2 separate regions of the Homo sapiens genome follow, and region 1 is linked to region 2. Evidence: chromatin loops called from intact Hi-C (ENCODE). Cell type or tissue: Caco-2. All regions are shown on one strand. Each heading gives the region's core, and the rest is flanking DNA. Links, peaks and the distances in the headings are about the cores only. Region 1 overlaps CELSR1 (cadherin EGF LAG seven-pass G-type receptor 1). Region 2 holds the start of LINC02925 (long intergenic non-protein coding RNA 2925).

Region 1 (2,910 bases), core at 312-2,811, 59 kb after region 2:
CAACGGTCCCCGCCACACAAACCCCATGGGCGCAGACAGCACAGGTGTGGATGGAGAGGTGCATGGAGCCTGCTGGCCGCCTGTCTTGGAGATGAGCTTTTGCTCCTCGGCAATTTGGAGATGCTCAGCCAGCCAGATTTTATTTTCAGCTTTACTTGTGACGTTCACTTCTCTCCCGGATCCTCCATAATGAGCCAGACAGAAGCTGCCTGGCGGCCCCGCATGCAGCCTCCCAGGCACATGGGCCTCCTCCCGTCCAAACGGAGCTTTGAGTCTTTGCTTGAATCTTCTTACTCACTGGTTTCAAAATAGGCATCCAGCTCATTAGCCTCAGGGAGAGGGAGTTGGGGGCGCCACTCACAAAGGCCTGGGAAGAGGAACCCGAGCCAAGGTCAGGATGGAGGGCTTGTCTTCCAGCAGAACCCAATGTGAGGTGAGAGTTTTTGTTCTAGTCTTTGAATACTGGAAACGAATCTCACCATCTGGAGGTGGCAGGGGAGAGAGGCCTGAAAGAAATAAATTAAAATACTCAACTACAGAAAAACCTCGAAGCTGCAATCAAGACAAAAGCAAGGATGCTAACACACACACTTTCTCTGTTGGCTAAAACTGAGTGTTTTCACGGGGAGGCCTGCGTCATCTTTCTCTCAGGTTTCTTCCACGAGAGCCTCTAGTTAATCATCTCAAATGACCCTTCTAATGTCATGCTGAATCAGTCTCTTGAAATTTAGGACTGGAATTTTCTCAGCAAATATTTAACTAGAAAAACGAAATCTCAGCTTTTCTGTTCTCAGCAGTTTCAATGCAAGTTGCAAATTAATAGACGTCTGGGCCAATATTTGATCTTTTCCCCCAAAGAAAATGATTTGCTCGCCATTCACTAAATTGGAGGGAGGCGTCCCTGGAAGTAACAAGGATGATATCCTTGTTCCTGGAGGTGGGCTTCGGTAGTGTTTGGAGACCTCAGGCAGCAGCCGGACCTCCCCAGCACCTGGGCGGGGTCCCTGTGAGCGCTCACTCCAGCATCTCTGATGGCCACAGGGTCTCTGGGGCAGAACCCCCATGCCCAGCCAAAACAGGTGCTGCAGTGAGTGGGCCAGGTAGCTCTCGTGGTATGTGAGCGCAGCTGCCCCTTGCCAGGCTGTCCCGGGCTGCCCCCAGCTCTAACTTGAGGCACTAACCCTATCAGGGGTCAGTGGCTTAATATAGCCTCTCCCTGGTATTTGCATTTCAAAAGAGGTCTCTGTGAAATTATTCTGGAAGGGATTTCAGGGCCCCTGAGTGGGGACACATTTCAGGCCTAGGAGGGGTGGCTCCTCCAAGTTCCTGGCAGATGCTGCAGCCTGCATTTCTGAGGAGGGCTGGGCCCGAGGCAGCTGCCACCATGGGCTGGGCTGGGCTGGTGGAAGGAGGGACTCTGTCCCCTGCAGGACCCTCCCAGCGGTCTTGCTTGGGACTGAGCAGCTGGGGCTGGTGGGCCCTGTGGATGCCAGGTTTACTGGTGCCCAGTTCAGACCTCGGACCCGTCCCCACCGTCGTAACGGCTCTCCCCAGCAGCTCCCCTTCTCTTGCCCTGTACCCTTGGATTTCTGGGCGGAAGGCCTGGGGCGCTCCTCCCTACAGGTGAGTCTGAGAGCCAGGGCAGAGCGTGGGAGCCCGTGGGAGCCTGGGAATGTTCTGTGCTCCGTGAAATTGACAGTTGTGCTCCTTTACCTGGAGGCAAGGGATGTGGCTTCTGAGCCTGTTGGTGCCAGTGCCTTTGTTGTTACACCTTTGCTCTTAAATAGGTACAAATTATTGGTATTAGAAAGCCTTGCAGCTCCATATCCTCATTAAGCCTCTGCAGTTAATAATTATTTTTCTCTCCTGAAAGTGTTGGTGTGAAAGAGCTGAGTAGACACGTGGAGACTGCAGGCCTCACTCTACCTTGGCAGGAAGATGGCGACCTGCATCCCCAACAGACAGCTGTGTGTCCTGGGCACAGTTCCTGAGCCTTTCTGGGCCCCACATCCCTTGTCACTGGGGTAGCAGAATCTGCTCTGCCTCCCTGGGTGGTTGGAGAGGCAATAGCAGATAATGGGAGCAAAGACTTACGTAGCTCTTGCAATCCTCAGGGGACTCCAGGAGGCAGGAAATCCAATCACCCGGTTTTACTGATGAGGAAACCAAAGCACATAGAGGTTAAGTGACTTGCCCAAGTTCACAGAGGAAGTGGGTGGCAGAGTGGGATTGTCAGGGAAAGCACCTTGAATGGAAAACCTGTGGGCTGCCACTGCACTCCAGCCTGGGTGACAGAGCGAGACGCTGTCTCAAAAAAAAAAAAAAAAAAAAAAAAGTCAGGAATAGCATGTTTCCATAAAGAGGGTGTGCTCAACTGTGAGGACTGCGCCCTAGACACCCAGTGAGGCGGGTCTCACAGTTTGTGGCTTATGTTAATTAATGTCTCATCATTAATTTATTAATAAGGTTCTTTCTAAAGTCCTTGTTTTTAATGTAATCAAAATCATACTTTTTCCCCTTTACGATAGTGTGTTGTGTGTCATGTTTAAGAATTGCTTACCTATCTCAAGATCATAAACATGATTTTGAATGATCCTTGCTAAAATAGGCTTTGTCTTTCCTGCTTAAGTCCTTAGTTCACCTGGAATTGATGTTTGTGCTTGGTGTGAGGTAGGGATCCAGTTTCACTTTGTCCGTTATGTAGACAGCTGAGTGGCTTGGGACCATGTGTGGGAATGCTCCTCTTTCCCATTTGCCAGCTCTGTTGTGTGTGCGTGTGGACCTGTTTCTGGGCTCCATCTTCTGTCCATCAGTCTGTTGGTCTGCTCCATGCCAGCACTCCCTTGTCTACAGGCTATAAATCTTGACATCAGATAGAGCTTGTTCCCCTCCCCTGTTCTCCAGGGATGC
Region 2 (2,910 bases), core at 234-2,733:
TCCTGACCTCATGATCCGCCCGCCTCGGCCTCCCAAAGTGCTGGGATTACAGGCGTGAGCCACCGCACCAAGGTTGCAGGGAAATGTAATAGTTTAACTTGAGAACTTAAATGTAGGTCACTCAGACTTCTCTTAGAGATAGAGATGGTGCAAGAAAATGCAGGTTTTGCCGGGCGCAGTGGCTCATGCCTGTAATCCCAGTACTTTGGGAGGCTGAGGTGGGTGGATCACCTGAGGTCAGGAGTTCGTGACCACCCTGACCAACATGGAGAAACATCATCTCTACTAAAAGTACAAAAAATTAGCCAGGTGTGGTGGCGCATGCCTGTAATCCCAGCTACATGGGAGGCTGAGGCAGGAGAATCGCTTGAACCTGGGAGTTGGAGGTTGCAGTGAGCCAAGATCGTGCCATTGCATTCCATCCTGGGTGACAAGAGTGAAACAAAAATAAATAAATAAATAAATAAATAAGGCCAGACATAGAGGCTTATGCCTGTAATGCCAGCACTCTGGGAGGCTGAGGAGGGAAGATAGCTTGAGGTTGGGAGTTTGAGACCAGTCTGGGCAATGTAGCAAGACCCTGTCACTACAAACATTAAAAAGAAAAAATTAGCCAAGCATAGTGGTATGTGCCTGTAGTCCCAGCTACTCAGGAGGCTGAGGCAGAAGGATCACTTGCGCCCAGGGGTTTGAGGCTGCAGTGAGCTGTGGTCATGCCACTGCCCTCCAGCTTGGGTGACAGAGTGAGACCCAGTTTCAGGGAAATAAAAAGGGAGGGAGGTATGTAAAGAAGAACAGTAATCAGTAATCAGTAAACAGTAATCAGGGCCGGGCGCAGGCTCACGCCTGTAATCCCAGCACTTTGGGAGGCTGAGGCGGGCGGATCACAAGGTCAGGAGATCAAGACCATCCTGGCTAACATGGTGAAACCCCGTCTCTGCCAAAAATACAAAAAAATTAGCCAGGCGTGGTGGCGGGTGCCTGTAGTCCCAGCTACTCAGGAGGCTGAGGCAGGAGAATGGTGTGAATCTGGGAGGCGGAGCTTGCAGTGAGCCGAGATTGTGCCACTGCACTCCAGCATGGGTGATAGAGCAAGACTCCATCTCAGAAAAAAAAAAAAAAAAAAAGAACAGTAATCAAGTGAGACAATATTCCCCCATATTGGCTCCATGATAACGTTTATGTGCATCAGGTGGGGGCCAGGAAACAAGATCGACCACGACAATGATAATAATAGTGATAGGAGCAAGGATATTCAGCAGCGTGAACTCAGCAGGTGTGGACCCTCTTCCGGGAACACGTGCATCTCCCTTACCTGAGCCTGGAGTCAGCAGCCCTCCCAGTCACTGCCCCCAAATGCAGCTCCCATGCCCTCCTGGGGCTTGTGTGCTCAGGTAGGCCCTTCATTCTCGTTCCCCGGGACTAGATGGGGGTGCAGCCTGTGGGGGGAGCCCCATCTCCACGCTGTGCACTCTGAGGCTCCGTTTGCTGTGTGTCTTGCAGAGCTGGGCATCCTCACCCTATAGAGAGTGAGGGGCTCAGGAGTCCCAGGAGCAGCGGGCAGTATGACTAGCAGCCCGTGTGGCCGGCCACTGCTCGGGGCCAGCAGCATCGTAAGTGTGTGTGCATGCACAGGGCTCACTCTCAGCATGGTAGCCACGGAGCCCGGGGCTCAGGCTGGTCTCTGCTCTGCTCAGGGACAGTGTGGTGGGCACCTGCACAGGCAGCCAGGCAGGCGCAGAGGGGTAGAGCCCATGCTTGGCCACTAGGGGCCAGTGCAGCCCTGAGATGGGCCCAGCAGGCACAGGCAGTGTGGGTGAGCATGGGGCGAGGGCATGGCCACAGGACCTTGTTGTTCCTGCCCACCCGGGCTCCCCAGGGAGATGCAAGAGCAGTTTTGGACACAAGACCTCAGCCCATTGCCCTGAGCCCACAGCATTTCCAGGCAGGCTGGAGATTTGTCTCTGGCTTTTGTGCGTGCCGGCTAAACTTCCTGGAGCTTTCCAGAACCTTCTTGGGGCTAAAGCCTCCCTGGAGCAGGTCGTTCAGGTGCTGGCATCTCAGGGAGCACCTGAGGGCGCCGAGCTCCCAGGAGGAGGCTTCACGAGGCGGCCTGGGTAGCCGTACGCGACAGCCCACGGGCAAGAAATCCCAGCTTTTATATTAGACAAGTTCTGGCAACTTCCAAGCAGGAAAACATGTTTTCTTTGTAGTCATAAAGTTATCCTGGCCTTCCAGGGAAGCGCTAGTACATAAGACGTGCTTGATTAGGATCTAAATTCTCTGTAGCCCCTTGCCTCTATTAACTCTATGTTGAGGCTTCATTTTTGTTCCGTGTTCTAACTTTCACAATTTTCCATGTGTCAAACCCCACCAACTGTAAGGCATCGAGAGGAGGCAGAGGGGTGCAATGGGCCTGCTCCCAAGATGTTTCCCCCTGAATTCCAAAAATAGGGCAAAGTGGACAAAGTGGAGCTTGGCCTGGGCTCACTCGGCTTTTGCCTATGAGTGATTTCTTGTGGCTCCTTGCTGTTTACCAACTGGCCCAGGAATTTACTGTGTAAGGAACAGATTCCAGAAGTCATGTAGCTTCTGGTTGCGGCCCCTGGCAAAACGCATTTTCAAGTGCTTTCTACAGCACGTACAACACTAGAAATCCATCGTGTCTGCCTTTTTTTTTTCTAAATTCTATTTTTGTTTTAAAAAATGCTCACTTCCCGTGAAACACCTCCGGGCAAGTGCAAAATACAAACATCAATTACAATCCATTGAGCCCCTGAGAAAGGCCGCAAGCAGCGATTCTAGGCACAGAAAACTGGTCAGTGGCTCTCAGGGTGACAGGTGCAAGAATGACCCAGGGTGCTGTTACTGAACTCCAAGCCCCCTCCCCGCCCTGAGAGTCATGAGTGG

What was found. Peaks named below come from ENCODE experiments on the same cell type or tissue, not always from the same donor. Only the 100,000 strongest peaks of a DNase experiment are listed, where the experiment ranks them.
Region 1: it touches region 2 in a loop (3-fold over the local background); 1 of 110 quality-filtered maps calls a loop at or near these places.

Annotation. Positions count from the first base shown.
Region 1 is chr22:46,482,811-46,485,720 of GRCh38, reverse strand. The region is part of intron 1 of CELSR1 (cadherin EGF LAG seven-pass G-type receptor 1); the gene reads left to right. Among named protein-coding and RNA genes, the nearest start is that of CELSR1, 53 kb to the left of the region's middle. In Caco-2, for the core only: no CTCF peak of the experiment used is centred there; a DNase peak (open chromatin) is centred at 1,402.
Region 2 is chr22:46,541,340-46,544,249 of GRCh38, reverse strand. It overlaps LINC02925 (long intergenic non-protein coding RNA 2925), which reads right to left and starts at 2,755. Exons shown (of 2, transcript NR_186692.1): 1 at 1,316-2,755. In Caco-2, for the core only: a CTCF peak has its summit at 1,785 (motif pointing right); a DNase peak (open chromatin) is centred at 1,779.